Regions from separate parts of the Homo sapiens genome. Here region 2 is linked to region 1. A link is a loop called in an ENCODE intact Hi-C map of the cell type or tissue named here. Cell type or tissue: Caco-2. All regions are shown on one strand. Links, peaks and the distances in the headings refer to the core of each region. The heading gives the core; the rest is flanking DNA.

Region 1 (16,879 bases), core at 6,478-10,477:
CCTTCTACTTATTTAAAAAAAATCAAATGCAAAACAACCTCAGGCAAGTCCTTCAGGAAGCATTCCCGAAGGCATTGTTATCACAGGAGACGACAGTTCTATGCATGTTATTGGCCCTGAGACTTTCCAGTGGGACAAGGTGTGGAGGTGGAAGACAGTGATAATCATAATCCTCAGCCTGTATAAGCCTAGGTTAATGTGTCTGTGTCTTAGTTTTTAACAAAAAAAGTTTAAAAAGCAAAAAAAAAAAAAAAAAAGTTAAATAGAATAAAGCTTAAGGATATTAAGGAATAAAATGTTTTTGTACAGCTACACAATGTATTTGCATTTTAAGCTAAGTGTTGTTACACAAAAAAGTGTTATTACAAAGGAAAGTAAAATATTTTTATAAATTTAGTGTAACCTAAGTGTACAGTATTTATAAAGTCTACAGTGGTGTGCAATAATGTCCCAGGCCTTCACATTCACTCACCACTCACTGATTCACCCAGAGCAACTTCCAGTCCTGCAAGCTCCATTCATGGTAAGTGTCCTATACAGGGGTAGTTTTTATCTTTTACACTATATTTCTACTGTACTTTTTCTACATTTAGATCTGTTTAAATATACAAATACCATTTTGTTACAGTTGTCTACAGTATTCAGTGCAGTTACCTGCTGTACAGCTTCACAGCATGGGAGCAGTAGGCTATATCATCTAGCATAGGTGTGCAGTAGTCTGTACCATCTAGGTTTGTGTAAGAACACTCTATGATGTTTGCATGATGATAAAATAGCCTGACGACATATTTTTCAGAGGTATCTTCATCGTTAAGTGACTTATGACTATACTTAGAAAAGAAAAGTGGCTGGGTGCTCTGGCTCACACCTGTAATCCTAGCACTTTGGGAGGCTGAGGCAGGAGGATCACTTGAGCCCAGGAGTTTGAGACCAGCCTGGGCAACATGGTGAAACCCAGTCGCTACAAAAATCACAAAAATTAGCCTGGTGTGGTCGTGCATGCCTATAGTTCCAGCTACTTGGGAGGCTGAGGTGGGAGGATCACCTGAGCCTGGGAAGTCAATGCTGCTGTGAGCCGGGATCATGCCACTGCACTCCAGCCTGGGTGACAGAGTGAGACTCTGCAAGAAAGAAAAGAAAAGAGAGAAGAGAAGAGAAAGAGAGAGAGAGAAAGAGAGGGAAGGGAAGGGATTTCAGTCTAAAGGAAACACTTTCTGTAGAGATGCAATGGTTTCCTAAATAGAGAAAAGTTTCATTACCTAGTTCATTCTATCTCCTTGGAGCCAAATTGTGTCAAACTTCCTCATTTTAAAGATTGCCTTTGCACTAGTTGGGAGAGGTTTCTCCAGAATAAAGTGACACTGTGCTTAAAAGATAAAACTTAAGTCTCCACCTCTTAAGATATAGAAAACTGTTTGCAGTTTACAAACGGATACTTTTTTTTCATTTCTTCACACAAAGGTACAAAAAGTAGTGGAGTCTGGTCTTAGTCAAGGTCACTTATCACATAGAAAGAACTTTACATTGTGGGAATGCCGGTGACACAGGCTGCTCCCTGAATGGAACTCAGATCTGATTTTATGTTCTTACTGCAAGAGCCATTTAGAATCCATTTTGCACTAGAAGGAGGGCTTAGCTAAATAAAATCTGAGGTCCCTTGCCACTCTAAGAGACTAATAATACCCTGGTATAGAAGTAAGTCTTCTACAACATCCATCTTTTAAAAATACAAGTTTAGAACAAGTTCACGTCATTGAATTTTTAAATTTATGACTCTGTCATTCTAAGGAATAATTGAATTTTGGTGACCAAAGAGACCTTATAGATGATCTTACCTGATGTTCCCCTAAACTGGCTATGCATCAGTACTTTAGAATAATATAGATCCCTGGGTCCCAACCCAGAACCAGATTCCAAGGAATTTCCGTTATTTAATAATGTCTTAGTATATTCTGGTTGCTATAACAAACCACCCTAGACTGGGTGGCTTATAAACAACAGAAATGTATTTCTTCCAGTTCTGGAGGGTGGGAAGTCCAGGTTCAAGGTGCTAATAGATTTGGCGTCTGCTGAGGGCCTACTTTCTCATAGATGGCCCCTTCTTATGGTGTCCTCTCAGTGAAAGGGCAGATCAGTCTCCCTGGGGCCTCCTTTATAAGGGCACTCATGCCATTCATGAGGGGTCCACCCTCATGACTTAATCACTTCCCAATGGTTCCACTTTCTGGAACCATCACATTAGAGGTTAAGATTTCAACATATTAATTTTAGTGGAACACAAACATTCGGATCATAGCATTTAATAACTAGACAAAATGTACCAGTTAAGGTCCAGTCAGGAAAACAGAAACTACATTAAGCCTTTTAGCAGACAAAATTTAATACTGATAACTGGTTACATACATGTTGGAAAATCAAAAGAGTAAAAAAAGAACACGGAAGGAGCCCAGAGATGACACTTGCAGGAAGCAGTTGCCAGGGAATTAAAGGGAAGGAGCTGGAGCTACCAGGACCTGGAAGCTCCAAGGAGGTTCCCCAGTGAGTTGATGCTCAGTCCCCTGAGAAAGAGGTACTGCTTAGCTGCTACAGAGGGGTGTGAAGTAGCGGGTTCCGAAAATGCCTAGAAGTAAGCAACTCATCCCAAATTCCGGGTAACACCCTCTCCCTCCATTTTCATCAGATAGCCCAGGCTCTGTTTCAACACCAATTGTACCAGTTCGCATCATAGTCCATCTTATAAATGACCACAAATCTTTTTAAAACTGGGCAGGAAAATATATCCTGCAAAACATTTTTATGCTTCACCATGCATCATATTTTTCAAGGTCCTTTGCCAAAAAGATATTTTTGAATTTCAGAATCAATCAGAGGTTACCTCTTTTCTATTCATGTTTTAAGACCTAAACCTTGCCTTCACATTTGGGCTATTGGGTTACTGGGGTATTTTCTTTTTCTTTCCTTTCTTCCTTCTTTTCCTCCCTTCCCCTCCCTTTCTTCTTGTTCTCCTTTTATTTATGGATTTTCCTTTTTGTTTTTAAATCAAAACCGTGTGTGTGTGTGTGTGTGTGTGTGTGTGTGTGTGTTGGAAATAGGAAGGGGTACGCTCTGTAAGGGGGTTTTAAGTATAAACTTTATTAAAAAAAACTTTAAAGTTTTTCTCTTTTAATGAAAGCCAAATGTTAGAAATAGTAATTAAAATGTTTACATTAAAGTGGATTGCTAGATCTACACTGTAGCCAAGCCTGGCAGCTTTTGATAAATTAAAATGAGCCATACAGGCTGATCTTTTTTTGCTAAAATTCCACAGTGTCCAGAAAGCAAATCTGCTCCACACACCACTCTTGTTTCAGATCTTAGGATAAACTAAGCAAACAAAATGCCTTCCAACCTAGCAAAATGCCCAGTGGATCTCAAGAAACTGGAAGTTATTATCACTGGGAAAGGATGGCTTTGGAGAGCAGGAATGTCAGAATTTTTATGTAAAGTTTGACCTGCGGCCTCCTTCATTATGGAAAACATTACTCTGTGCCATTCAGGTGAGGATTATGACACCTTGATCAGTCCCAGGCATCATGAATACATTTCAGAAAGTAAAAATGAAGGGGCGGGGAGGAAGCTTTCCTAATTTTCTCTAAATAGCCTTGTTTAAAAAGTTCTCACAGACCCCAAAAAGCACTTGTTTCATACCATCCCAAATGCATAAACCTTCTCTAGTCTGGAAACGTATCATTTGGAAAGTTTCCAGACCCTCTGGTGCCACAGATGTCTGGCAAAATATCTTTGGAGTCTGCATAGAATCCCTCCATGCAGTAATGTAGAGTAATGCCTTCTAAATGAAATAAAGGAATTGTCGGTGAGCAAATCTTGCTGTTGTTCTCCTCTATTTAAATCAGACTTTCTGACCAAAGAATAAGTCATTCCATGGTAACCCCAGAATTTGCAATATGTTTGGAAATACAAAGATTACCTGGGGAGCTTTGAAAAACACTGATGGCTCCAATCCATACCTAGAGAACTGCAAGGGGGCTGAGCATCAGTATTCATTGAGAGCATTCACATGCACTCCCTCCCAGTAATTCTAATGGACAGAGGGTTAAGAATTGCTGGCTGTTGAGGGATGTCTGGTTTTTAGACTCTGTATTTTAATTATTAAGGGATTTTCTTTATTGTAGTCCACTGACTTTAGCATCTCACTTGGCCAAATAGCCTTCCCTTTGTACAGCAGAGTCGGATGCTTGGGATTGTCGTTGTTAGGTGATCTGTAGGCCTACATGTCACTGCTGTGTCTATGGAGTGTTCTGAGATTCTCTAAGGGTAGCCAGGATTCTTCAAAAGAAAAGGTATTTAACTTGATTGCTTTGAAAATATTCAGTAAGTCTAGGTCTTAACGTACAAATAGTTCTCAAGGCCGTGTTGAGCACCTTAAAAATCTATCCTCGATGTATAACAAACAAAAATAGCCAAAGACTCGTTTTCAGATATTAGAGGATTACAGAGCTTTTTGCTCTTAGAGAAATTCAAGAATAGCACAGTTTCTAGTCTGGCGTGTGTGTGTGTGTGTGTGTGTGTGTGTGTGTGTGTGTGTGTGTGTGTGTGTGTGTGATTTACATTCTTTAAAAATAAAAATGAAAAAAATTGTATCAGCAATATCCATACCTTTATAAACATGAAAGAATAAATAGCCTTATGAAGGCTTACATACATATGGTATGTAAGATTCACACAAAAATAATCTGTGTTAATGCTTCTTCTGCAGGATTTGTGGCAGATTAGCTTTAAAAAAAAGCCTGCCAATATATTAATACTTAAACTGGGAAACAATTCTCTTCTGTCCACTCCACAGCGAAAAAAAAAAAAAACACAATCTTTTCAAATTCTACTTAAAAAGCTGTAAGAGAACAAAAACCCTAAGGAAAGTTGAGAGAAATAAAAAAAGCAATTTTTAAAATGAAACAAAAATGTTTTTTTTGTAAGACTACTACTAAACAAGAAACCCAGTCAAGTTCTTACCCCCTTGTCTGTGCATGTTTATTCCTGTGCACTAAATAAACTGGATTGTGCAATTGCAGGATAGAAAATCTTTCAACATTAAGTGACTTTTTTTCCAGGTGAGAATTGGGTTACATAATGAACAATTTTACAATAAATGTATATATTCTCTCTTATTCTGATTCTGTTTACTGTCTCCTACTTGTCCAAATGCAGAAGAGCTCTGGAATTGAACATAATATGGGGCGAAATCACCTTGTAAGTACCGTAATAATAGTCCAGGAGGAGTTATTTTCACTGATTTACTAAGAAATCAGCAATGTGTTCCTACCAACACATTAGCCCTCAGTTACCCTGTACTAAGAGAAAAAACAAAGCATGAGTGACGTGAAGCACATTGAAGTGAAGCAGTGCCAGAGGTAGAAAAGGAAAGGCAACAGTTGGCCAAGCACTTGGGAAGTTTTCTCTACGATTAGCTTTAATTTTTAATACTCAAATGTGACTGTATCTGTTTGCCATAACAGCTGTGCTTTACCCCCATAACAGGAAGAACAGCCAACACAAAACATCAACATCCACAGTAAATCTTATAATTCATATTGAAACTCAAGTCCAGTGTTGTACCTCATCATGAGGTTAATAGAAAATTGTTTTCACTGTATAATGAAGACGGCTATAGGTCAATATTTAATTATGGTGAAAAAGAACAAATTCTGGAGCCAGAAGGATATGGGTTCAATTTTGTTTTCACAAGTAACTATCTATTTTGCTCAAGTGACTTTAAGCAAATCATTTTACCCTCATGGCCCCACTTTCCTTCCCCGTAAAATGGGGACAATGATACCCATCTTGTAGAAATAAAATGCCCTTTGAAGGATTAGGGATAATATATGTAAACATATTTATTTGCTACTGCCTAGCACATAGTAGGTGCTCAATAAATACTAGGTGCTCAGTGAATAGTGGCTACTATTTTTTATTACTCCTGTGAAGAAATGTAGTCTGGTGCATGGCATATGAAAGGTACTCAATAAAATTAGTTGCTTCTAAAATACCTTTGTCTAAAATATCTACTTACATCTTTTTTGGTCTAACATTTAGACCTAAGTTAAACTCACAATTAACTGACAGTATAAACCAGATTAAAAGAAATACAAAATCATATAAATGTAAAAAATATACAATGAGACACGTTTAAGAGAACATTAAGTCTGATGAAACTGAGTTTATCTGGCAGGCCGACCTTGAAGACCAGCAAAGTAGAAGCAGATTTCCTGGGCTCTGTTTTCTCTTCCCAGCTGTTCCACTTGGTCTTGACATGAGACTAGGCAAAGGCAATCACCAAAACCAACATGCAGAGAAAAACTTCAATCTGGATCTAAAAGAGCCACATGAGGGAAATGCCAAAGGCTCAGTCAAGGGGTGGCCAAGAGCTGAGAACCAGGGAGAGTAATCACAGTGATTAGAAAGATGGAGAGGTTGAGATGGGAGGGCAGAGGAGGGGGCGAACAGAAAGAAATAGGGAGGAGGGGGACTGACTGAGGCTGCTGAAAGGCACCTTCTCATCCTGAAGGCCGTTTTGGGTTTTTTTTTGGAGATGGAGTTTTCGCTCTTGTTGCCCAGGCTGGAGTGCAGTGGTGCGATCTCGGCTCCCTGCAACCTCCCCTCCCGGATTCAAGCGATTCTCCTGCCTCAACCTCCCGAGTAGCTGGGACTACAGGCACGTTCCACCATGCCCAGCTAATTTTTGTATTTTTGGTAGAGACAGGGTTTCACCATGTTGGCCAGGCTGGTCTTGAACTCCTGACCTCAGCTGATCCGCCCACCTCGGCCTCCCAAAGTACTGGGATTACAAGCGTGAGCCACTGCGGCTGGCCATCCTGGAGGCCTTTTTAAAAAAAACTTGTCATGGTAAAATAAAACAAAAAACCCACACAAATTCATACCTTAATTAGTTATAAGGTGAACACCCAATAACTGCCACCCAGGTCAATAAATAAAAGTTTGTCAGCATCCCTGAAGCACCTCCATTAGCCTCATTCCAATCTCAGTGCCCTCCCTCTTCCCAGAAATAACCACAACCTAACTAGCACGGTAATCACTTCCTTCTGTTTCTTCACAGTATTATCACACACAGAGGCATCTTAGACACTCTGGTTAAGACTTGCCCTTAAAAAAAAGAAAAAAAGGACATGTCTCTTAAGTCACCTTTATTCTAGAGACTTCTCTATCCATGTCTTTTCTTTGCAATATATGTGTTGAAGAACTCAGGGCATTTGACCTGTAGAATTTCCCTCAGTCTGGATTTTGCTGAATGCACACTCATGCTACATTTCAACATTTCCTCTGTCTTTCGCAAATTGGCAACTGGATCCAGGGAATTGATCAGACTCAAATTCAACACCTTTGGCAAGTTCATAGGTGGTGGTATGTTCTTTCATTGGGAGGTACGAGATGTACCTCTTTATGTGATGTCAGTAGCCTTTGATGCTTGATGCCTAGATCCATTAATTGATTAGGGATTGAAGAATAATTATATTCTAATTCTATCATTTCTTTTACATTTACTGCCTAGAATACTTTTAAAAAGAAATACTCCTTTCCTTTACTTTAGATTACCCCCATACTATAATTCACACAGAAAAGACAGGATAATTGCTTTGTCTTTCCCTTTATTTTCCAGTTTTCAAAATAATGAATTGTTTCTCTATCATCCTCTGAAGATAACCGATCAGTTTATTTTTCCATATTACTATGAACTCATTAATGTAAACATAGTTGATGGCTCTGGCTGCTTTTATCAGACTGCTCCTGTGTGCACTGAGCTACTCCTCCAGTGTTTTAAGGACAATGACTGATAGCCGATGTCAGATAAGTACTTATTTCTTACCCCTTTGTTCATGGGTACCAATAGAAAGTTGGAGTTGGATAGAGTTGCTAATTCCTGATAATACTGCCTTGATAAAACAGTTTTATGAACCTGGCCTTTACATTTGTACTAAATAAAATGGCAACACTTCCAGATACTGGAAAACATAGAATATTGCAAATTCATTCTAAGTTGATTACTCTCCAAAAATATGCATAATTTCCAAGTTTACTGAAAACAAGTAAATAAACCTTACAGCCTGGGAGTCATGGAAAAATAAATACAAGGCATCCAACCAGCAGAGGGAGTGCAAGTTAACTGACAAATCCCATCTCCCAAGCTCTGTTTTCCTATTGGTGAGTCACTGATAATGTTTTGGAGAGAAGAAAGATACCAGGAACAAGACAGGACATATCTGTGCTACTTTGTTGTCTGTTAGAGGCAAACTACACTGAAAGAAAAATACAACAGTAAGGGAAAAGGTATTCTTTTGAATCTCATGGGAGCCTTCTTTGCTCAGAATTCAACACATTGTTGTCCACAACCTGACTGATAATCATCTTGGAAAATCAGGAAGGAAGAAAATATAATTATCTCACTTTTTACAAATTTGAAACAGAGACATCAAGCAGTGACATGAATTCCCTAAAGTCACATCAGTTGAAGGGCAGAGACTCCACTTAATGTTAAACCTCCGAATCCCATCCTGGTTTTCCACATAGGACCTTAGTCAATGACAACTTTTCAAAAGGGAGAAGAACTTACTAATGCACTTTGTAGCTTTTCTACTTGTCTTTACTTATAATGATCCAGTCAAGGCAAAAGCAAGAGCTTAGGAATTCAGAGCATCTGAGCACATCCTGATTTCTTTGCAAATTTTCCTCTGGGGTTGGTGCTTTAATTTTCAATCAGTCTGAGTCAATAACGTATGGTTGTCAGTGCCATTGTTGACTCTCACAATTTCTTGTCTCAACCTCACAGCTCCTAGAGCTTGGGGCCCGGGGTCAGTGGCAGGGGTTTTGATTTGGGGCTTTCTATGTTAGCATAATAGGGCAGGTCAATCTCTTGTGTATCAGTGAATTCTGGACTAAACTGATCTATCAAGTGTTATAGACAAATGAAGACCTTGAAGGATGGAAAGAGGCTCTCTGGAAGTCTCTCCTGCTTTTCCATTTCATTGAATCCACAGTCTGTTACTTGCTCCCCACAGAGATCCAAATACAGCTGAATAAGAAAGAAAAGTCACATGAGAAGAATGGAATGCTCTTATGATATTTTCAGGCTTCAGTGTATACTGAATTCCATTCACACAGTTCTGCAGGAGGTTTGGCCCATCTTCACAGAGCATGCCACAACTCTTGCTTATTGCAACAGATGTGTACATTTAAGGGCTGACAATAATTACAAGAAAAAAAACTGAGAGCTCTTTGCATAGGATCCTTGAAGTAGGCTTTCCCTTTTTCTTTTGTTGATACTGGTTTTAGAAAAATGATGATAAACCAGTGTTAGAAAGTTCAAATCTTTCCCAATTTGATGAACTTTTAATTGTGCACCTAATTCAAACCAATTTTAGAGATCATAGGGCTACTTCTAACTTTCCAAGAAGCTAATAAAAAGACTGAGAAAAGTTTTCAAACAATCCACCATTATTTTTAAAGAAATAAAATGAATATGGAGATAAATTTTTTATGAAAATAACAACCTTCCCTGGAGACACAGGCTAAAAAAATGAGAGCTTCCTGGTGGTGGCCAGAAATGAATGAGCTCTGTTCTTGCTTTCATTGAGTTTATAAAGAGTACAGTTGATCACTTGCATGTTCATTTGCCCTCATTCTGTGAACCTAATCTGTCTATCCCACAACAGACAGCAAGGCCTTCTAAAGCTTGTTCTTTCCAGGCCAGGAGGCTTCAACCCAGAGGCAAGTTTTCCAAAACATTCAGATCTACTAGGCTTATTTAGCTGAGTGGAGTACAGAGTTAATGAAGTCAAGGTCATTAATTCCATCTTAATCCAATCCAGCTAATCTTGTCCTCCTGTGTGTTCACTGAATATATCCCCACCAAATGGATCCCCACTGTCATTGTAAATCCATTAGTCACTAGGAGGAAAGGGTAGGTGGATATGGATGGAGACTGACTGACTGTCCTAAAATCCTGTCTCAACCATTTCATAGCTATGTAGATTTTAGTAGATTACTAAATTTTCTTGGTGCTGCCATTGTCTCACCATAAAATAGGGATAATTATAGCAACTACCTCATAGGGTTCATGTAAAGATTTAATGAAATTACCCATACAAAATGTCTAACACAATGGTAGACACATAGCAAAAATGAATTGTCAATTTTTACTTCAATTTGTTGTTGGTATTATTGCTGTTATTGTTATTCTTGCTATCGAATGACATCTCAAAGCACATGCCATCCATGGTGCTAATTTTATGTAAGTCTGTGTTGTAGCTAGGATTCCTTTAGCATTGGTACATATTGGCTGTAAAACTCATATCCACAGGTGCATAGATTCAAGAGCAGTCACTACATCTTCCTGAACATGCAGCAGAGCCAGAAAACCTATCTCAAAGCCACTTCACACATCACACACTTATATCAGTCATATGAGCAGCAAATAATTAATTGGTGCTCTGCTGTGACTTTTCATCTGCTGAGGATATCTTCTCTTCTAGTGATGAAGCCTAAACAGATATAATAACAGAGTAGGCCAGGCGTGGTGGCTCACACCTGTAATCCCAGCACTTTGGGAGGCCGAGGCAGGTGGATCATAAGGTCCAGAGATTGGGACCATCCAACTTGGTGAAACCCCATCTCTCCTAAAAGTACAAAAATTAGCTGGGCATGGTGGTATGTGCCTGTAGTCCCAGCTACTCGGGAGGCTGAAGCAGGGGAATTGCTTGAACCTGGAAGGCGGAGGTTGGAGTGAGCCGAGATCATGCCACTACACTCCAGCCTGGAGACAGAGTGAGATTCCATCTCTAAATAAACAAATAAATAAATAAATAAATAATAACAGAGGAGCATGGTACAATTCAAGACGTGAAAAATGTGGTCTCTTTTAATAAGTCCATAGTATAGCTATTTATTGATCTTTGCCTTTTGGGAGAAGAAGAGAGTTGGACTAGAAAAGTTTTGTTTTGTTTTGTTTTGTTTTTAAAATAAAACATGTTCCTGGCTTTACACTGCAGAAGTAAAAAAAGGTGATAAATGGTAGTTTAAAGAAATAACAATATGGGCCGGGCACGGTGGCTCACGCCTGTAATTCCGGCACTTTGGGAGGCCAAGGCAGGTGGATCACTTTAGGTCCAGAGTTCAAAACCAGACTGGCTAACATGGTGAAACCCCGTCTCTACTGAAAATACAAAAATTAGCCGGGTGTGTTGGCACACACCTGTAATCCCAGGTACTCGGGAGGCTGAGGTGGGAGAATCACTTGAACTCGGGAAGGGGAGGTTGCAGTGAGCTGAGATCACACCACTGCACTCCAGCCTGGGTGACAGAGCAAGACTCCGTCAAAAAAAAAAAAAAATAGAAGAAGAAGAAGTATCAATATGTATTTCAGATAATCCCCATACCAAATTTCAAGTGTTTATCTATACAATCTAAATGCAATCAATAATTATTTAGCCCTCTTTAGCTTGGATATGGAACCTAGCTAAGAAGTATATCTTAATATGAACAGAAAAAAGATTCCAATTACTTCTTTACATTTTAGGAAAAGCAATAACTAAAATGGAGCAGTAATTAATCTTATTTAAACCCCTGATCTCTGGACAACTCCTCTAATGATTCTGATTCAATAAGAATGAAGTAGGGCCCAGAAATCTCAGTTTTAACACTCATTCTGATGATTCTTATGATCTAATACATCAGAGACATTGGTCATCTTGTTTTTGCTTTTCCACCATCTCTTCCCTCTTCTAGTAAGAATACCTCAGTTTTCCTTTGAGAAACCACTTTTTCCCAACTCTCAGTCCCTGCGGGTGGGTCTGGCTGATTCTACCACCAGCTTCATGAGGAGCTGCTATGATCTGAATGTTTGTGTCCTCCCAAATTCATATGTGGCCACCTAATCTCCAGTGCAATAGTGTTAAAAGCTGGGAACCTCATGAGGTGGTTAGGTCATAAGGGCTCCACCTTCATGAATAGGATTAGTGCCCTTATAAAAGAAGCCTGAGGGAGCATGTTTGTCCCTTCTTCTGCTCAAGAACACAGCAAGAAAGAGCCATCTATGAAGCAGAGAGTAAGACCTCACCAGACACTGAGTCTGCAGGTGCCTAGATCTTGATCTTCCCAGCCTCCAAGATTGTGAGCAATTTCTGTTGCTTATAAGTTTCCCAGTCTGAGGTATTTTGTTATAGCAGCCCAAATGGACTAAGACCTATTGGGGGTCTTGATGCTAGATCTGTCCAGTCATTATAATCAAGCAGTCAGTATCTCTGGTCACATCGATTGATTCAGAGGTAAAAGCAAATCTCAATCCTGAGATGATTTGAAACCATCACAAAGAGGAGCTCTCTTTCCTCTGGGTTTGGAAAAATGTGTCCACCTGGAAAAAAAAAAAAAAAAAGACAATACAGAGGGGGAAACAAATGGAGAAACGTGAAAGAGAAAAAGCAGGAAAGGATCTATGTGACCTCGTTTGGAGTCTTAGATTCAAATGATTTTTTGTTTGTTTTCAGTAAAAACACAATTCCATGGTGTCAGCAATCGAAGAAACAAAATGGAAACACAACTCAAGGTTCACAAATTCAGATGGAAATGTAAAAGACTTAAGTTATATAACCCCTTAATGACTATTTTCTATGAGTTTATTAAATTGGCATAGGAAACTATGGTACTCAGATTATACAACATAAGAATAAATAGCCCAGCTTTTAGAGTTAACGGACTTGAACTTTAAAATTACTGTAATATATATTGAAAAAACAGATAACAAGATGAAGAACTTCACCATAGAACTAGAACTAATAGAAAAAATAGCACATGGAAATTACAGATTGAAAAGGTACAAAAATTGAAATCAAGGACACAATAGATTTAACTGCAAATTTAGTACAGCAGAAAAGAGGACTAGCGAACTGGAAGATAATCAGAAAATGTCTAGATCACAGGGATTTAAATAAGGAAAATACAGAAAATTGTGTATGAAATAAGCTGAAAAGATATAATGTATATATAATTAAAGAAGAAAAATAAAAAAGAAAGAGTATGAAGCAGAAGCAATATTTTAAGATAATGGCTAAATATTTTCTAAAACTGACAGGAAACATTAAGCCACAGATTCAAGAAGCACTGTAAATCCCAAGGAGGAGCAATACAAAGAAACCACACTTAAACACCTAATAGTTAAACTGATGAAAACCATAAAAACTGAGAAAATATTAAAAGCAGCTAGAGGAAAAGGACACACTACCTCCAAAGGAACAACATAAAATAATTGACTTCTCACAGAAATTATGGAGGTCAGGAGACAATGGAAAAATGATGCCAACAAATATAAATAAAGCGTAATAAATGAAGAGGGGCATCAACAAGAATGGTGCAGTAATGACCTATGAAAATATGCCCTTCCATAAAAGTAATAAAAACATTGGCAAAGTATCCAAATCAACTTTTAAGGACTCTAGAAATTAATCAAAGTCTTGCAATAATCCAATGAGGGCTTATCCAAGGAAAAATCGTTGAATCTTTTTAAGAACAGCAGTATCTGTGGCATTTTAATTTGCTTAATCCCATGCCCCTCTCCCTGATTCCACAATATCCTTAAAAACCAAAATCCCCACAATTATAGTGAAACCAGAAGCCTAGCAGCCATTGATGGTAGCAGAATAGAATCTGATCTCTCCAAAAGCACCATACTCAGAGAATTGTCATTATCTATGTTGGTCTGTTAGTTTCCTGGAAACTCCATTAGGAGGTCTTGTCTTTATTTGACCTGAAACCTCACTTAATGTGAGCATCCTTTTCCACAACATATTTGTCAAACAATTCAGCAACAATCATTTAACATTGCAGCTGCCTGAGGCAGTGCTAACAGTTGTGGCAAAAAAAAAAAAAAAAAAAAAAAAAAAAAAAAAAAAAAGAAAAGAAAAAAAAGCAGCAGCTGAGAAGGAAGATAAATATATGGCAAATAAACACTTGAAAAGATACTTAACATCATTTTATTGGGAAATTCTGTATTAAAACAATAAAATGCCACTACTTATTATATTAGAATAGCTAAAATTCAATAAACTGACAATACCAAATGTTAATGAGGTTGCAGAGCAACAGGAATGCTCATTCATTGCTGCTGGGAATGCAAAAAGATGTAGCTACTTTGGAAGACAGTTTGGAAGTTTCTTACATCTTACCATATGATCCAATAATAGCACTCCTAGGTATTTACCCAATGATATGAAGAATTATGTCCACACTAGAACCTGCACGTGAACGTTTACATCAGCTTTATTTATAATCACAAAACACTGGAAACAACCAAGATGAATAGATAAGTGAATGGATAACCATACAATAGAATGTTATTCAGCAATAAAAAAGAAATAAGCTATCACCCATGAGAAGACGTGCATATTCCTAAGTGAAAGAAACCAGTCTGAAATGTCTACGTTTGTATGATTCCAATTATATAACATTCTGGAAAAGACTTAAACATAAAGACAGTTTTAAAAGTCATGGTTTCCAGGGATTTGGGGGTGGGGTGGTAAGGGATGAATAGATTAAACACAGAGAAATTTTAGGATGGGAAAACTATTCTGTATAATACTGTAATGGTGGATACATGACATTATGCATTTGTCAAATCCCAAGTGACTTTACAGTACAAAGAATGAGCCTTAATATATACAAATTATTTTAAAAAATCATTTAGGAGATTGGGGGAATTCCAGGAAAAAATACAAACTGTGAATAGAGAATCTAACTGTATTACAAATGCATGACATAACCTCACTGAAATGAGCATGCAAAAAAGGTGCTCGCCTAAGTAGCTTCAGAGTCTACACAACTGAAGGTAAAAGGAACTGCACATAAGCACTGTAGTCAATTAATTACAATAAAAAATGAAAGAAAAAATAAGAAAGAAAAAAGAGATAGAACTGGAGAAGGAGATGGCCATTGGGTGTTTAGAAAAGCTCTGACATATTTCTGGTAATCCAGAAGGCCACACACCTGCATAGGGTTTTGTGCATGCCCAGGAAAGAACTGAGAAGGCCTGAAGCTCTTACATCTAGCTAGCCTTGAGGTTTTACACAAGCAGAAAGTGAGGCTACAGCAGAGTTGTAGACTTCCTGCCAACATACATGCACAGAGACCCTTGAAAAAGGATTGGAAATGAATTGATTCCAATCATTTAAGAAAATGTCTATCCAATTATTATTTGATCACTAAGTGAACTAAGCAGAGACTTCAGTGATCACATAACAAAGTATCTACACGTTAAAGATTTTTTTCAGGAAAGTCACTAGACAACAAATTGTGATGATAACAACAAACTCTAGGGCAGGGGAAATCTGATTTCCAGAGTTGTCTAATTGCATTATGTAAAGTGCTTGGTTTCCCAAAAAAAAAAAAAAAAAAAAAACAAATAAACCAGGAGACATACAAAGGAAAAGGCAGCTATAGTTTATACACAGGTAAAGAAGCAGCCAACAAAAACTGTCCCTAAAGAATGTTGGGACATGATGTTGAGACAGCTGTTGGACTAATTAAAGATTTAAAATCAGGTATTTTGAATACATTCAAAGAATGAGAGGAAACCACACCTAAAGAATTAAAGGAAAGTATGCGAATTACATTGCACAGAATAGAGAATATCAGTAAATACCAGCATATGAATAACGGGATTACAAGAAGGAGGAGAGAGAGAGAGAAAAAATATTTGAAGAAATAATAGCCCAAGCTTTTTGACTTCCCAACTTTGATGAAAAACATTAATCAACATGTCTAAGAAACCTGGCAAACTCCAAGTAGGATAAACTCAAAGATAGCCACACCTAGACACAACCAACTGTTGAAATCAGCAAATAAGAAGTGACTCATCACATACAAGGGGTCCTCAATAATATCTGCCACCAATTTCTCATCAGAAACCATGGAGGCCAGAATGCAGTTGGATGAAGTATACAAATTATTAAAAGAAAAAGGACATCAAAAAATAATTCTATATCTAGCAAATCTATCCTTTATAAGTAAAGAACAAATTAAGATATTCTCACATAAACTAAAAGAGAGAACTCATCACTAGCAAACATGTCTTTCAAGAAATACTGTGAAATATGGGATTACAAGAAGTACTGTGAGTCCTTCAGGTTAAAATTAAAGGACATTAGACAGTAACTCAAATCCATTTGAAGAAATAAAGAGCATTGATAAAGGTAATTATATCAATAGTGTTATGGACTAAATTGTAGCACCCCAAAATTTATGTGTTGAAGTCCTAACACCCAGTACACCTCAGAATGTAACTATATTTGAAGATAGGGCCTTTAAAGAAGTCATTAAGATTAAATGATCCAATCATTATGGATGAGGGGTCGCCCTCATAGCTGGTGCCCTTATAAGAAGAGAGAGAGAGACACCAGGGATGTACACACATGAAGAAAAGGCCATATGAGGACATGGAAAGAAGGTAGCCATCTGCAAGCCAAAGGGGCCTCAGGAGAAACCAAACCTGCTGACACTCTGATCTTGGATTTTAGCCTCCAGAAATATGAGAAAATAATGCCTGTTGTTTAAACCACCTAGTCTGGAGTATTTTGTTATGGCAGCCTAGCAAATAATACAGTGGATAAATATAAAAGACAGTTTAAATGTATTTTTTTCATTTTTAACTCTGTTTTCTATCTGATTTAAAAGAAAACTGTATAAAATGATAATTATAAATCTGCATAAATGGACATATAATATATAAAGAGGTCATTTGTATGACAATAATAGCACCAAAGAAAAAGGAGAGAACAGAGCTATATAGAAGCCAAGTTTTTGTATACTACTGAGATTAAGTTGA
Region 2 (16,879 bases), core at 4,818-8,817, 54 kb after region 1:
ATAATATGAACGTTTATCAAACATATATAGCTCAGTAAAACTTAAGTTTATCCTCAAACAATTCAACTGTTTTGAAGTTGGCTGATTTGATTCTATTCCACCTGCCTAACTGTATCTATTTGTATCTTAAGTTATTTGCTTTGTTTCTGAATATTAAATACTCTGCATTACAAATTCTATTTGTTGTTTTGATAGCCACACTGTTCTGTGCTACCTTCTACCCTGGTGTGACTAGATTTACCTTCACAACGATGTAGTTTAGTTTCAGAGAACTTGAAAGTTGTAAACTTTTATTATGATCTCAACGTTCTTAAAACTCTTCATCCTCTCCTGACTTGACAGTGAAAGATTGGTAAATACAGAAAGGAATGCTTTCTGAAAATACACCATTATCTCTTAATTTATAATAGACTAAACTTCTATTCTTCAAGTTTTCTTAATGTAAGTCTTGCATATAATTAGTATTTTTAAAGCTCAGGTAAGTGTGTATAATATTAATTTATTTTGCATGAAGCCTGCTGTTAGTCTGAGTTTCCTAAAAAGCACAGCCTGAGGCACATATTAAGTGCTGATGTTTTCTTTGGGAACACAATCCTAGGTCAATAAGAGTGAGGGAGAAAGAAAATAAAACAGGAAAAGATGGGAAAACTTAAAAGGGGAAATATTTCCATGCTGGCCACTGATTTACAATGAGCCGTGAAGAGACACAACAGGTCTACTGACTGACCTTACAGAGAAACTATGCCTCAAAGACGAGGAAGAAAAAGGGAACGTATCTGCCTAGTTGCATCCTGACTCCTGTTTTCCACTAGTCAAGTTTGAACCACAGGCAGTCTGTTTCCCAGCCCTTCCAGTTAGCTGCATTCAGCCCCTTTGGTACCCACTTAGATTCCACACATCACTGTGCAGCATTTCACTCAAATCAAAAAGTGGCAGAAGAAGCTACACAGCCCAGACCACCCAGCAATTGGGTAGCAGCGGGTGCTGGAACCACTTGGGCTCTGTGGCTAAGACTAATGGTTCAGGAGATGTTGGTGCAGAGTAACCAGAGGAAGCACTCAAGCTGTTTCTGATACACTTTCTCTGACCTTCTAAACCTCCAACACTTTCTGCTTTTAGTGAACTCTTACCACTTCATCTACACTGTCTATGACACAGACTACTAATGTCCACCCATATGTGAACATCCTCTTCCTCCTAGACACACAGGGATCTAGTTCCTGACTCCTTGCAGTCAGGTGAGGTCATGTGACTGATTCTGGGTAACAGTCATGAGAAAAAGTGCTTTGTGTGCTTCTGGGCCAAACTGTTTAAGAGAGAGTATGAGTTCTCACACTCTCGCTTTCTCTGCTGTGGCAACTCTGGAAGCCAGGCTGAAACGGTGAAGTCACAAGATGGAAATAGACTGAATCCCAGAGACACATATGGAGAAAGGAGCTGTGTTTACATTTCATCAGTCAGACTTCTTGGCTGACAAATAGAAATCTGCTCTAGCTAACTGAGGCAAAATATCAAAGGGAAGCTGAAGAAGCAGATTCAGAAAGCAGGTAAGAATCAGACTCCAAAACAAGAATCATAGTCAAAGTCAAGCCATAGGAACAATCTGGCTAAGATACTGCTGCTGGTCGCATCATCCCTGCCCCAGGGGACATCACTGCTGCTTGACTCTCTTTGCCACCATATAATAATTTCTAAACAGTCTTTGTGTCTTTGGGTCACTGTTTTCAGGATAAAAGTACCAAAGGGAGAAATGACCTCAGCTTACATCATACATTCATACCCTAGATACAAGAAGAGTAAGACAAAAGGGACATCTGCCCCATTCTGCTTCCATTTCACCAGAACCACACATTGGAGCATGTCCACAAGTAAAAAGGAGCTTGAATACTGAGCATCAAAAAAAAAAAAAAAATCCTACAAACGTCCACTGCAGCCATATGCTACTTTGTTTGTACTACAAAACCTGGCTCATTTCCTTTCTTGCAGTAATCAATTAATAAATATTTGTGATTGATGAAGAACTGCATAGCTTAACTTTACAGAAAATAAATGAGAAGCTACAGAATTTCAGCACCTAAATAGATGCTAAATAGTCTTTTTCTGATTAGCACAAATTAGGATTTTAAAAGGGAATGAAAACCAGGAACAGAAGGTTCTAAGTCAATGGTTCCTATTATTATAGTTACTAGTAGCCTTCCTTGTAGGCAGACCTTTATCATTTCTTTTCTATGTGTGTCTAGATATCTCCTTGCTTTTTCCTTCTGAAGGTCTATTTTCTGAGGAAATCAGAAGTCACCAGATCAGAGCATTTTTCTCTTCACTTCTTCTTTATTCAAATAAACACATGACCCCAATTATCACCTCTATTTCAAGCACCCCTAGCTTATGCGCCTTGGGTGACTGCTTCCCATTATCTGCAGAAAGCTTGAGATAAAACTGGGGATGGAAATCTATATCCTTTTATCCTTTGGTGCTCTTTCTACCCTACATATGTCACTGTCCGTCGCAAGGAGCCAACCCTGAGGAAAGAAAGCAATTCTAGATATATAGGTAATAGGTTACTAGAAAGTTACTAAAGATAATGGGTATTTTCATAACCTTTCGAGACTCCTCAAAAAATGTTCTTTGGTGCAGAAGCAAAATACCCCTATGGATGAATCCACAATCTGACTACTTTAGTATGTCTTATATCTTAAATTCTTGAAAGCGGTAATTCAGCCTTGAACTCAGAGCTTGAGTAAGATTGTCCTGATCATTTCTTTAGAATGAACTGAAACAAGGTGAGTTCAGGTAAGTGACCAGGATGCAGGCTGTGAAGATTAAAAAGAGAAAGCATAGGCCAGGCACAGTGGCTCACACCTGTAATTCCAGCACTTTGGGAGGCCAAGGTAGGAGGATCACTTGAGGTCAGGAGTTCGAAACCAGCCTGGCCAACATGATGAAACCCCGTCTCTACTAAAAAGAAAAAAAAATACAAAAAGAGAAAGCATAAATATAAGAAAATTCTAGTATCTGCCTCAGCAGGGTTAGATGCCAAGAAGAAAATGGTACTATTCAAAGCAAGAGGGCTTCAGATAGACAAAATGTTCAGTTCCCTGTTGGTGACATATAGGCTCATCCCCAGGGTGAGTGCTAAGACAGTGATTGTTTTGGCCATAATCAGCAAAGCAACAGCCAAAGGCAACCCACCCCAGGGAAACAACCTGAAAGGTGTTCACTCCTCACTTACCACTCTTAAACCACAGAGAATGGTTTCAAATACCCTAATGAAAGGCAACCAGGGAAGAATTGCATTTTTGCCTTTGATAATAACCATCATTGATTGAGTGGCTACTATATGAAATCCCTATGTGTTTGACATATACTGCTGTATACACTGCTTATAGAAGTTTTACAGATGAGGGACTGAAGCTCAGAGATACTATAATTTTTCCATGATTGCATAGCAAATAAATGGCAGAGCTAGGAACTGAGCCTAAGGATGCTTGATTCCAAGATGCATCTTCTATTTACTGAACCACATGTTTCAAAACAAATATGCTATTATTCACAATAGTCAAGATATGGAACAAACCTGTGTCCATCAATGCAAGAATAGAGTATGAGTGTGTTTTTATACATATATATGATTAAATATTATTCAATCTTTAAAAAGAAGCAAATTCTGTCATTTACAAAAACGTGAATGAATCTGGAGGACATTATGCTAAAATATACCAGGCACAGAAAAACATATACCACATGATTTCACTCATATATGGAATCCAAAAAAGTAAAACTCATAGAAATAAAGGTTAGAACGGTGATTACCAGAGGTGGGAGAAGGGGAAAGGAATGGAAAGAGGTTGACCAAAGGGTACAAAGTTTCAATTAGACAAGAGAAATAAGTTTTCAATATCTATTGCACAGCAAGGTGACCATAGCTAATGTGTTGTACAGTTCAAAATTGCTAAAAGAATAAATTTTATATGTTCTCACCATAAAAAATTATGTGAGGTGATTGATATACCAATTTGATATAATCATTTCTCAATGTGTATGTGTATATATATATCTCTCTCAAAGCATCACACTGTACCCCATAAATATACACAACTATTATTAGTTGTTTAAAATATAAATTTAAATTTAAAAAATAAATATGCTGAAAAAGAAGGCACTTGACATATGATTTTTTTAAATGCTGCTGTGAATTACATTCATTGGTGATTAGAATGTATTTCCTTTTGTGGCATACTAACTCATCAACAACAAAGAAAAAAGCATTTTCATGGTAATATTGTCACATTTCTTAATAAATTTAGGGATCTTTTGTCAGTGGCACTGGGAAATTCTGGTTATAGCTCTTTGACAACCTGGCCATCCCTTATTAAATAAGGAGATATACTTTATTTACTATGAACCTTCTGCTTGAAAAAAATCAGTTTAAAACATATTACTTATTGCATATTACTTATAACAAATAAAGGTTAATCAGACATAAATAGCCATAAACACTGCCTCCCTGAGAATGTGTTTGCCTTTTCCTTTTGATGATGAGAATCATGTGACTTTGTGTTTACCTTTTGCCCTAGCTTCCAGAATCAAATCTGATGCTCAGCAACAGAAGTACATGTCAATCCATACTTAGCATACTTGCTTCCTCTTCTTTCCCTTGATTCTCATTTTATCTAGTCATTGACTTATTCAATAACTATTTGAGTACTTAATACATGACAGACACTTTGAGCAAAACTTGGTTCCCACCTTCAAGGACCTTATAGTCTATTAAGAAAACTTACATGAAACTAATTATAAGATCATATAATAAATGCTATCATGAAATTATGTACATGGAACAGTGGTAGAACAACATAGAAGCATCAGATTGACAAGGAATTTTGAGTTGGGTCTTAAAATATGAATAGAAGTGTGATGGGTAGGTGGTTGAGTGGGAGTGAGGGGTTGGGAAAGAGTATTTCAGGTAAATTTATAATCATTTTACTTTTATTAACCTTATTGGATATAATTTTATCTATATTATCTAATTGAATATAATATCATGTATATATTATAGATATATCTGTCCAATATAATTTTATTAAAACTTATTTTAAATCCTTTTGGAAAAGAGGTGGGAGATCATTAGATAGATAAAGATGGATAGATCGACAACAGAAATACACAGACAGACTGATTTCCATGCCAGTGGAACCTTGTGCAGTGGGTTGCAGGGGGAGAGACAGGCAGCCAAAACAACCTGATCACAGACTCGAGAAAGAAAGGTAGGCTGGGCACGGTGGCTTACGCCTGTAATTCCAGCACTTTGGGAGGCCGAGGCAGGCAGATCACCTGATGTCAGGAGTTTGAGACCAGCCTGGCCAACACGGTGAAAACCCGTCTCTACAAAAAATGCAAAAATTAGCCAGGTGTGGTGGTGTGTGCCTGTAATCCCAGCTACTAAGGAGGCCGAGGCAGGAGAATCACTTGAACCCAAGAGACGGAGGTTGCAATGAGCCGAGATTGTGCCACTGCACTCCAGCCTGAGTGTGCACTCCAACCTGGGAGACAGAGCAAGACTCCATCTCAAAAAAAAGAAAAAAAAAAAAAACAATGGAAGGTATATTTAGTTGCAGATCCAGAGCTCTTAAGTGTCCACTTCTTAAGGAATTTTGAAGCTTAGTCTGTCATCTTTCCTCATTGCTGGTTTCCTCCATGATAATACCATATCTTTCTATTCCCTGACTGTTCTCTTAGAACATTAGCATAAGACTCAACAAATTTGTCTTGTTTAAATTTCCTAGCAATAAGTGCAATTCGGTTCAGTCATTTCACCTACTAGCTGCGACTCTACTTTTTCTCACATAAGGAAATTTACCCCCTTAAATGCTGAGGTGGTTGCATTTAATGTTGCTGAGGGTGTACAATTAGCCTATGTTCTAACCCTCCTGTCTATTCCTCATTCCTTAATGTTCTCTTTGTCTGGAGGGGAGCATAAAGTAAAAAGCATGGACTTTGGAGTCATATCTAAGTTTGAATTCATGCTTATTCACTTCCCAGATGTGTCACTTTGGGCAAGTTATCTAACCTCTCTGGACCTCAGTTTCCACAAACATAAAGTAATGACACTAAAATCAGCCTTTTAGAACTGGTGAAACAATGTACACAAGGAGTCTAGCACAGATGCATTGCATCATTGCCTGGCATATGGTAGCTTCAATACACTACAGCTGCTGCTAACATAATAATACTTCTGCTACTAATCTTACTATTGTCACAATCAGATTCATTTGTCTTAACCTCTTCCCTACCCTCAAAAACATTTTTTTTTTTTATTTTAAGTTCTGGGATACATGTGCAGAACATGCAGGTTTGTTACATAGGTTTACATGTGCCATGGTGGTTTGCTGCACCTATCAACCCGTCATCTAGGTTTTAAGTCCCACATCCATTAAGTGTTTGTCCTAATGCTCTCCCTCCCCTTAACCCCCATCCTCAAAAACGTTTTTTAAGAACATTATACTAGGCTGGGCACAGTGGCTCATGCCTGTAATCCCAGCACTTTGGGAAGCCAAGGCAGGTGGATCACTTGAGGTCAGGTGTTCAAGACCAGCCTGACCAATATGGTGAAACCTCGTTTATACTAATTAAAAAAAAAAAATTAGCCAGGTGTGGTGACGGACACCTGCAATCTCAGCTACTTGGGAGGCTGAGGCAGGAGAATTGCTTGAACCTGGGAGGCAGAGGTTGCAGTGAGCTGAGATCATGCCATTGCACTCCAGCCTGAGCAAAACTCCATCTCAAAAAAAAAAAAAGCATTATACTGATTGAACATTGTGTTTACTTTTAAAGGATGTCTCTAAAAGTCCTCTATTCCTTTCACATTTCCAGTCTCACTTTTCCAGAGTCTTCAGGTTCCCTTCTCTCCTACCAAGCCAGCCTCTCCCAACCTGCCAAGTCTTCAAGTCAAGATCCCACCCCTTCTGTTCTGTTTGTCTGCATTAGAACATAAACTCCCCAGGGCAGGAAACTTGTCTTTCTACATATTTGTCAAGTACCGTGTACATTTAGAGAGCTAAATAAATAACAAATATTACCCAGTCAGAATGAACTTGTTCAATAAATACCTTAGGTATTATCTCTAGGCTGTAATTACACCAAATCTATGGACATGAGATATATAAACAGAGCTGGCTAAAAAAATAATAAAATTACATTTTTGGCTTCTCTACATCAGAAACAGGCTGTCAATGTGGGTGGATAGCTAAGTGCTTCCTATTCTCCATTCCTTGAGAGCTGAATCCCAGCTACCACTCACATCAGGCATCATACTCAAAGGGCCAGCCATAGGTCAAAGACTAGCCCAATAAAGTCATCTTTCCTCTGCAACACTGACCATAGACAAGCTGCTAAAACCTCTCAAGTGAAATTTATCTAGTATGTGTAGGTTGTGCTACACAAATCTCTGCGTATGCATATGTTGTTTCCTAGTTATTGTATTGGCCTGGCTCTGTATTTTTAACTGATCTCTAGACTCCCAGAAAGTGCCTTTTCCTTATTTTTTTATTCCCTCACCATATTGGGAACTTAATCTGTACTCAAGAATTATTTGTTTTGACTTGAACAGCCACCAAATTGATGGTCTCCTCCATGTCAGATTTTGGCTAATTTCTCATTTCTTTTTTAAGTGTTTTCAAAATGCTTATATAAAATGTTTTAAACGTACAGAAATTTAAAAATATGATACTTATGTACCCAGTGCCTGAACTAAACATGTTAATATTTTGCCATGTTTTCATCAACTTTCTTTTTCGTGTTAAATAAAAACAGAAAATCACCTCCATTCCTTATCACTTACTCCATTCATCTCTCAAGGTAAGACATAATTCAGTTGGACTATATAATTCTCACCTAAGGTTTTTAACTACTACATATGCAGTTATCTGTAAACTATGTATTTTTGTTTTATGTGTTTTAAAATTTCCATCCATGGTGTTATTGTGTGTATTTTGCAGTACCTTGATTTTCTTCCTGCAAGATTCTATTTTTGAGATTTTCCATGTTAATATTTATAGATCCAGTTCATTCATTTAAGCTCCTAACAATAGTCCATGGGTATATCCATGCATTCCCTCTTGAAGGAGCAAGTTAGGCTATTCATACCTTTTTATTATTCTAAGTAGTGTTGCAGAGAATACTAATAATCATCACTCCTGGGACCTGCATTATTACAGGCAATATTTGGTGCTCTGGAGCCTAACTGCTCCAATCTAAACCCCAGCTCTACCACAACAGTACGACCTTGGGTGTGTTATTTAGTTTCTCTGCACCTTGGTTTCCTCATTAGTAAAATTAGGATAATGATAGAACCTCCTTGAAGAGAATAAAGCAGCAAAAACGGTCTTCCCGTAGTAGTTCGTTCTCATGCTGCCAATAAAGACATACAGGAGACTGGGTAATTTATAAAGGAAAGAGGTTTAATTGACTCACAGTTCAGTATGGCTGGGGAGGCCTCAGGAGACTTACAATCACGGCAGAAAGGGAAGCAAACACACCCTTCTCCACACCGCAGCAGGAAGGAAAATGAGCAAGTGCCCCACAGAGGGGGAAGCCGTTTATAAAACCATCAGATCTCGTGAGAACTAACTTACTATCACGAGAACAGGATGGGAGAAACCGCTTCCATGATTCAATTATCTCCACCTGGTCCCTCCCACAACACGTGGAGATTATGGGAACTACAAGACAAGATGAGATTCAGGTGGGTGCACAGCCAAACCATATCACTTGCACATAGTAAGACCTCACTTGCTAGGGGTCCGCCCTAATGATAATTGTTGTAATTGATAATTACAGGTCAGGTGCTGAGCATCTTTTTAATATCTATTGCCAAACTGATCTCCAATTGGTTGTACCAGTTTACACTCTCTCCAGCACTAGCATGAGTTTCTGCTCCTCCGCATCATCTCCAGGACTTGTCATTAGCAGTGTGACTTCCTGATCCTTTCACTTCTCCTAATCCTAAATCACTTCACTTTTCCTAATCCTAAACACAAGGAGACTCAAGAAAGAAATGAGGGAACAGGAAGGAAGAGAGTTGTGCTGGTAACAAGTAATCAGAAAGATCAGGTGGCTAACAGGAAGGAAAAAAATAGTGAAATATTTGGGAAAGTGGAAAAGAGACCCTTTTCCCCCCCTCAGCTTTATTGAGTACGACTGACAAATGAAAATTGTATATATTTAAGGCATACAACATGGTTTTGATATAAGTATATATTGCAAAATGATTATCACAATCAAGCTCATTGACATATCAATCACAGTATTACCCTTTTTTTTTTTTTTTTTTTTTTTTTTTCACTGAGTCTCGCCCCGTCGCCCAGGCTGGAGTGCAATGGCACAATCTTGGCTCACTGCAATCTCTGCCTCTCAGATTCAAGCAATTCTCCTGCCTCAGCCTCCCAAGTAGCTGGGATTACAGGCGCCCACCACCAAGCCTGGCTAATTTTTGTACTTTTAGAAGAGATGGGGTTTCACCATGTTGGCCAGGCTGGTCTTGAACTCCTGACCTCAGGTGGTCCACCTGCCTCAGCCTCCCAAAGTGCTGGGATTACAGGCATGAGCCAATGCACCCAGCCAAGATCTTCTCTCTTAAAAAATTTCAAGTAGATATTATTGTTAACTTGAGTGACCATGCTATACATTAGGTTCCAGAAATTATTCACATTATGAATGAAAGTTTTCACTCTGATTAAATCTCCCAATTTTCCCTACCTTCCAGCCCCTGATAACCACCATTCTGCTGCTTCTACAGGTTCAACATTTTTGGATTCCACATACACATAAGATGATGCCGTATTTGTCTTTCTATGTGGAGCATATTGAAATATAATACCACAATCTATTTTTTATACTATGTATCTATTGACAAGTTATTGTAGTTCTAGTTATTTTTAATATTTTTGTATTTTAACCTTTATACTAGAGTTTAAATTGATTTACATACCTTCATTACAGTATTTGAGTATTCTGAATTTGACTATATACTTATTTTATACTTTCATATATTTTTGTATTGCTAACTAGCATTCTTTCATTTCAGTTTGAAGAACTCCCTTAGCATTTCTTATAAGGCACGTCTAGTGGTGATGAACTCCCACAACTTTTGTTTGTCTTTATCTCTCCTTCATTTCTGAAACAGACTTGCTAGGTAAAGTAGTCTTGATTGGCAATTTTTTCTTTCAGCACTTTTAATATATTATCTACTTTTTCCTGGCCTGCAAAATTCCTGCAGAGAAGCCCACTGATAGTTTAATGGGCATTCCCTTGTATGTGATGAGTCTCTTTTGCTGCTTTCAAAAATCTCTCCTTGACTTTGATTTTTGATAGTTTGATTATAATGTGCCATATCCCTAGGTGTCTATATCTATCCCTAGATTAGGGAAGTTTTCAGTTATTATTTCCCTAAATGAGCTTTGCTTCTCTTTTCTCTCACTCTTCTTCTTTGGGAATTCCCATAATTCTCTTGATGGTGTCCCATAAATCCCACAGCCTTGTTTCTTTTCATTCGTTTTTCTTCACTTACTGGATAATTTCAAATGACCTGTTACTGAGTTCATGTTTTTTTCTTTTATTTATTTATTTATGTATTTATTTATTTTGGCTTGATCTAGTCTGCTCTTGATGCTTTTTGTTGCATTTTTTTATTCATTCATCCTATTCTTCAATTCCAGAATTTCTGTTTGGTTCTTTTTTACAATTTCTCTTTGTTAACTTCTCATTTTGTTTACCTGATTATGTTGAGTTGTCTATCTGTGTTGAAAAGATGCTGAACACAGCTGAGTTTCCTTAAAACAATTATTTTAAATTATTTGTGGGCAATTTGTAGATCTCCATTTCTTTAGAGTCAGTTACTGGAAAAGTATTATATTCCTCTGATAGTATCGTGTTTACTTGGTTTTTCTTGTTCCTTAAAGACACCGGAAAAAGTAATCACCTCCTCAAATCTGTACTGACTAGCTTCAGAAGAGAAATACCATCACCAGCCAGCCTGACTAGGGATTTCTGAGGCTCTCTCAGAACTTATCTATGGATTTGCCTACTCCACATCTCTTGTTCCCTCTTGAGGAGGAATACTTAAGATTGTATGTCTTCTCTCAATCACACAAGCCATGGTAGATTAAAAAAGGCTACCATTTCTTGTTCCTAGGTCCGTGCCCTGAAATGCTCAAGTTTGTATAGCTTCTTCCTATTTTTCAGAATCAGGCTGGTTGTCTGTGCAAGCTCATAAGCCATCTGCAGAGGCCTGTACTTTGTGTTCACAGGCACATGCACAGAGCCAGCCACAGTCAGGGGCAGGAGTGAGGTACACAGTGTTGGGGGTGCCCATGAGCCAGCTGAAGGGGTCTGCAGGCAAGGTCTCCCAAGCAGCTCATGGGCAGGTTTTCTGATCAAGTCTCCAAAGCAGTTAGTAGCATCCAAGGCCTTTGGTTGAATTCCATGCCCTGGTTGCTGTAAATCCCCATCTCTCTTCTCTGCTTCCAGCCTCTCCCAGCCACTCAGCTGTGCTGGGTGGGGCTAAAAACAAGTGGGCCTCTTTGGCAGCACCCCATGGCTGGCTGCTCACTGACTATACTCTCACTTTTTCCTACAGGATAAATCATGGACTAAAGGGGTCTCTCTTGGTATTGAGCTATGTCACCTTAGAGGAGTGACATAGGTAAATGAAACTGTTTTTCTTACCCTCTTCAATGCATCTATTCTCAAATTTTCTTCTTCAATGGTAAGCTGGAACTTGTCCACTGGATTCCCAGACTCTCTCAAAGGTACTCTCATCCATGTGTGGCCATTAAAATTGATGCTTCCGTGGGGTGATGATGATCAAATAGTGATTCTTGCTGATATCACTCTCAATAATTTTTTAGGTGGGAAATAAAAGTCATTTAGAATCAGACTCTGCAGAAACTCCGGAGAGATACAGAAAATAAGAAGGTACAGCCAGGCGCAGTGGCTCACGCCTGTAATCCCAGCACTTTGTGAGGCTGAGGCGGGCGGATCACGAGGCCAGGAGATCCAGACCATCTTGGCTAACACAGCAAAACCCCGTCTCTACTAAAAATACAAAAAATTAGCCGGGCGCGGTAGCGGATGCCTGTACTCCAGCTACGCGGGAGGCTGAGGCAGGAGAATGGCGTGAACCCGGGAGGTGGAGCTTGAAGTGAGCCGAGATCGCGCCACTGCACTCCAGCCTGGGTGACAGAGCGAGACTTCATCCAAAAAACAATAAATAAATAAATAAATAAATAAATAAGAAAGGACATTACGAACATCTCTCACAGATTCACAGAACACAGTAATTAAGGTCTGAAAGGCTTCCCAATCAAAGAACAGGAGGAGTTCACTCTGGGTTAACTGTTTAACCAGCATCCCTTGTGAAATAGAACTGCCACTGTATCTTTTTAGATTGAACTGATTTAATTTCCTACTGTTTGCTTCTAAGTAGGAATTAGAGCTTCCATTAGGAATTGCTAATGGTGCCCATTCTGGACTCCCTTAGCCTAGAGTGGAAGATGAGGGAAGGACTAATATAGTGTGCATGTGATTTAAGATGCAGGCAGAGCCTGGTCACAGGGCTAGTTCTGCAGCAGGCAGAAATAACGAAAAATTATTGAACCCACATGGTGTTTATATGTCTAATTTTGATACTAATCATTTATATGCTCTAAGGAAGATGTTATACTTTTATAGAACCATTAAAATGTGCTTTGAACAAAAATATGTATGTAATTCCAAAAGCATGCTTAAATTTCACATCTCATTTCCTAGCAGATATTCAGTCAATACATTCATGCAGTGACACCTGTAACTCACATGTATTAGTTTACTTTAGTAACAGTTTATTTGCCTTTACAATAAAACAATCACTTGAACTCAAAAAAAGGAAAGATATACATTACTAAGGAAAGATGTTAACAGGTTAATAGATGAAAGCATATAAGCTGAGTGGTGAAGAAACAGTAGACAACAGAGGTCTTTTGGAAATCTGTTGGTGACTCCTCAGAGACAGTCTGAACCCTCTTGGGTGATGTAAGTAGGGACAAAAATACTCTTTCCCAAAACGGACAAGGGAAGAAAGAGAACAGCAAAATGTGAGGATTTGTAGAGGACCTGAGGTGAGAAGATAAAGTTTCAGGGAAAGAAGTGAATTGGAAGTGTTATTTTTTCCTGGAGACAGGCAGACCAAAGTCACCTACATGACATAATGTCAGCCTCTGCAGCATCTCTTTGATTTGTTTCTCCCACTCATTTTCTGTAGCCACTGCCACCCTCCAGATCCTCATTTCCTCACACCTGTGTAGCTGCAGTGGCTTAATGGTGTGCTGAACCTGACTGGTAAGGCTGGTATTTTCATCCCCAATTTGTGAATGCAAGAACTAAAGCTCAGAAAGATCCACTAGCTTGCTCAAGATTGCACAATTTTATAATGGTGAAACCAAGACTATAGCCTAGGTATTCTGTTTCAGGATTCGGGGCTCTTTGCACCAAAAAAAAAGATAAACATCTTAAAATCTTTTGTTCTTGGACTCCGAATATTAAAAGGATCCTATTTTTCTCCCAAGACAGTGACAACTCCTCTGTTTGACTTTCAAGGCCTTCCATTAGTTGGCTCTTGTCTCTCTCTCAACCCTATTTCCCACGACATTTTAGCTACACTCCCACCTCTCCCTCTGAAGTCTGTTTGGCTGCTTTGTGAGCTAACCAAGATCATTCCCACTTCTACGGCTTTGTTTATGCCATTACCCTCTTAAAGAGCCTTTCTCCATCATCCCTCTAGACCCTTTTCAAGTCTTATACAATCTATGATGGTGTTTTCAGTGTATACTCTTTGAACTGTCCAAATTGACTGTTTAATCGTGAAATATGACTCTTTAATGTATTATCTTGAATTGTTCTCAAATTGTTACCCTCTGCAACAAAATACAAAGCAAATTGCTACAGGCAGTCGTTTGCTTGTTTGTGTTTTCTTACCAACTGCTTCATTTTATATAGTGATTTTTGAATTATCCTTAGCCTAACATTAAATATATACCAGGACCTCCATAAATACTTGATAGCTAAAGAAATACAGAACAACTCTTAAGATTTTGTCAAGGCTGGCAAGATGGCCAAATAGGAAGAGCTCCAGTCTGCAGCTCCCAGCAAGATCGACGCAGAAGGTGAGTGATTTCTGCATTTCCAACTGAGGTACCCGGTTCGTCTCACTGGGAATGGTTGGACAGTGGGTGCAGCCCACGGAGGGTGAGCTGAAGCAGGGCAGGGTGTCACCTCACCCGGGAAGCGTAAGGTATCAGGGAATTTTCTCCCCTAGCCCAGGGAAGCCTTGAGGGACTGAGTCTGAGGAACTCCAGCACAGATACTGCACTTGTCCCATGGTTTTTGCAACAGGCAAACCAGGAGATTTCCTCCAGTGCCTACCCCACCGGGGCCCTGGCTTTCAAGCATAAAGCTGGGCGGCCATTTGGGCAGACACATAACTAGCTGCAGGAGTTCCTTTTTTCCATACCCCAGTGGCACCTGGAACGCCAGTGAGACATAACAGTTCACTCCCCTGGAAAGGGGTGCTGAAGCCAGGGAACCAAGTGGTCTGGCTCAGCGGGTCCCACCCCTACGGAGCCCAGCAAACTAAGATCCACTGGCTTGAAATTCTCGCTGCCAGCACAGCAACAGTCTGAGATTGACCTGAGACATTTGAGCTTGGTAGGGGGAGGGGCATCTGCCATTGCTGAGGCTTGCGTAGGCGGTTTTCCCCTCACAGTGTAAACAAAGCCCCTGAGAAGTTTGAACTGGGCGGAGCCCACTGCAGCTCAGCAAGGCTGCTGTGGCCAGACTGCCAGATTTCCCTTCTCTGGACAGGGCATCTCTGAAAAAAAGGCAGCAGCCCAAGTCAGGGACTTATAGATAAAACCCCCCATCTCCCTGGCACAGAGCACCTTGGGAAAGGGATGGCTGTGAATGCAGCTTCAGCAGAACTTAAACTTCCCTGCCAGATGGCTCTTAAGAGAGCAGTGGACCTCCCAGCACAGAGTTCAAGCTCTACTAAGGGTCCAGACTGCCTCCTCAAGTGGGTACCTGAACCCCATGTATCCCGACAGGGAGATAACTCTCAGCAGGGGTCGACAGATGCCTCATGCAGGAGAGTTCTGGCTGGCATCTGGCAGGGGCCCCTCTGGGATGAAGCTTACAGAGGAAAGATCAGGCAGCAATCTTTGCTGTTCTGCGGCCTCCACTGGTGATACCCAGGCAAACAGGGTTGGGAGTGGACCTCCAGCAAAGTCCAGCAGACCAGCACCAAAGAAGCCTGACTGTCAGAGGAAAACTAACTAACAGAAAGGAATAGCAGTTCCACTCAAAGACCCCATCCAAAGGTCACCAACATCAAGGACCAAAGTTAGATAAATCCACAAAGATGGGGAGAAACCAGTGCAAAAAGGCTGAAAATTCCAAAAACCAGAACGCCTCTTCTCCTCCAAGGATCAAAACTCCTTGACAGCAAGGGAACAAAACTGGACAGAGAATGCATTTGACGAATTGACAGAAGTAGGCTTTAGAAGGTGGATAATAACAAAACTCCTCCGAGCTAAAGGAGCATGTTCTAACCCAATGCAAGGAAGCTAAGAACCTTGAAAAACGGTTAGACGAATTGCTAACTAGAATAACCAGTTTAGAGAAGAACATAAATGACCTGACGGAGCTGAAAATACACAGCACGAGAACTTCGTGACGCATACACAAGTTTCAATAGCCAAATCAAGCGGAAGAAAGGAAATCAGTGATTGAAAATCAACTTAATGAAATAAAGAGAAAAAACAAAATTAGAGAAAGAAGAATAAAAAGGAACGAACAAAGCCTCTAGGAAATATGGGACTATGGGGAGTTCCAAGATGGCCAAATAAGAACAGCTCCAGTCTACAGCTCCTAGCATGAGGGACGCAGAAGACAGGTGATTTCTGCATTTCCAACTGAGGTACAGGGTTAATCTCATTGGGACTGGTTGGACAGTGGGTGCAGCCCACGGAGTGTGAGCTGAAGCAGGGCGGGGCATTGCCTCACCTGGGAAGAGAAAGGGGTCGGGGAATTCCCTTTCCTAGCCAAGGGAAGCCGTGACAGACGGTACCAGGAAAATTGGGACACTCCTGCCCTAATACTGCGCTTTTCCAACAGTCTTAGCAAACGGCACACCAGAGATTATATCTTCTGCCTGGCTGGGCGGGTCCCACACCCACGGAGCCTTGCTCACTGCTAGCACAGCAATCCGAGATCGAACTGCGAGGCAGCAACGAGGTTGGGGGAGGGGCATCTGCCTCGTTGAGGCTTGACTAGGTAAACAAAGCAGCTGGGAAGCTCGAACTCGGTGGAGCCCACAGCAGCTCAAGGAGGCTCCCTGTCTCTATAGATGCCACCTCTGAGGGCAGGGCATAGCTCAACAAAAGGCAGCAGAAACTTCTGCAGACTTAAACATCCTTGTCTGACAGCTTTGAAGAGAGTAGTGGTTCTCCCAGCATGGAGTTTGATATCTGAGAACAGACAGACTGCTTCCTCAAGTGGGTCCCTGACCCTCGAGTAGCCTAACTGGGAGACACTTCCTGGTAGGGGCCGACTGACACCTCATATGGCCAGGTACCCCTCTGAGATGAAGTTTCCAGGGGAAGGATCAGGCAGCAACATTTGCTGTTCTGCAGCCTCTGCTTGTGATACCCAGGCAAACAGGGTCTGGAGTGGACCTCCAGCAAACTCCAACAGACCTGCAGCTGAGGGTCCTGACTGTTAGAAGGAAAACTAACAAACAGAAAGGAATAGTATCAACATCAACAAAAAGGACACCCACGCCAAAACCCCATCT

The links. Hi-C counts contacts between places; a loop is a spot of excess contacts. Peaks named below come from ENCODE experiments on the same cell type or tissue, not always from the same donor. Only the 100,000 strongest peaks of a DNase experiment are listed, where the experiment ranks them.
Region 2: it touches region 1 in a loop (4-fold over the local background); 2 of 110 quality-filtered maps call a loop at or near these places.

The regions. Positions count from the first base shown.
Region 1 is chr7:92,979,560-92,996,438 of GRCh38, reverse strand. No RefSeq gene overlaps it. Among named protein-coding and RNA genes, the nearest start is that of SAMD9, 130 kb to the left of the region's middle. In Caco-2, for the core only: CTCF peaks have their summits at 7,931 and 8,135 (motif pointing right); no DNase peak of the experiment used is centred there.
Region 2 is chr7:92,924,394-92,941,272 of GRCh38, reverse strand. No RefSeq gene overlaps it. Among named protein-coding and RNA genes, the nearest start is that of CDK6, 96 kb to the right of the region's middle. In Caco-2, for the core only: no CTCF peak of the experiment used is centred there; a DNase peak (open chromatin) is centred at 6,952.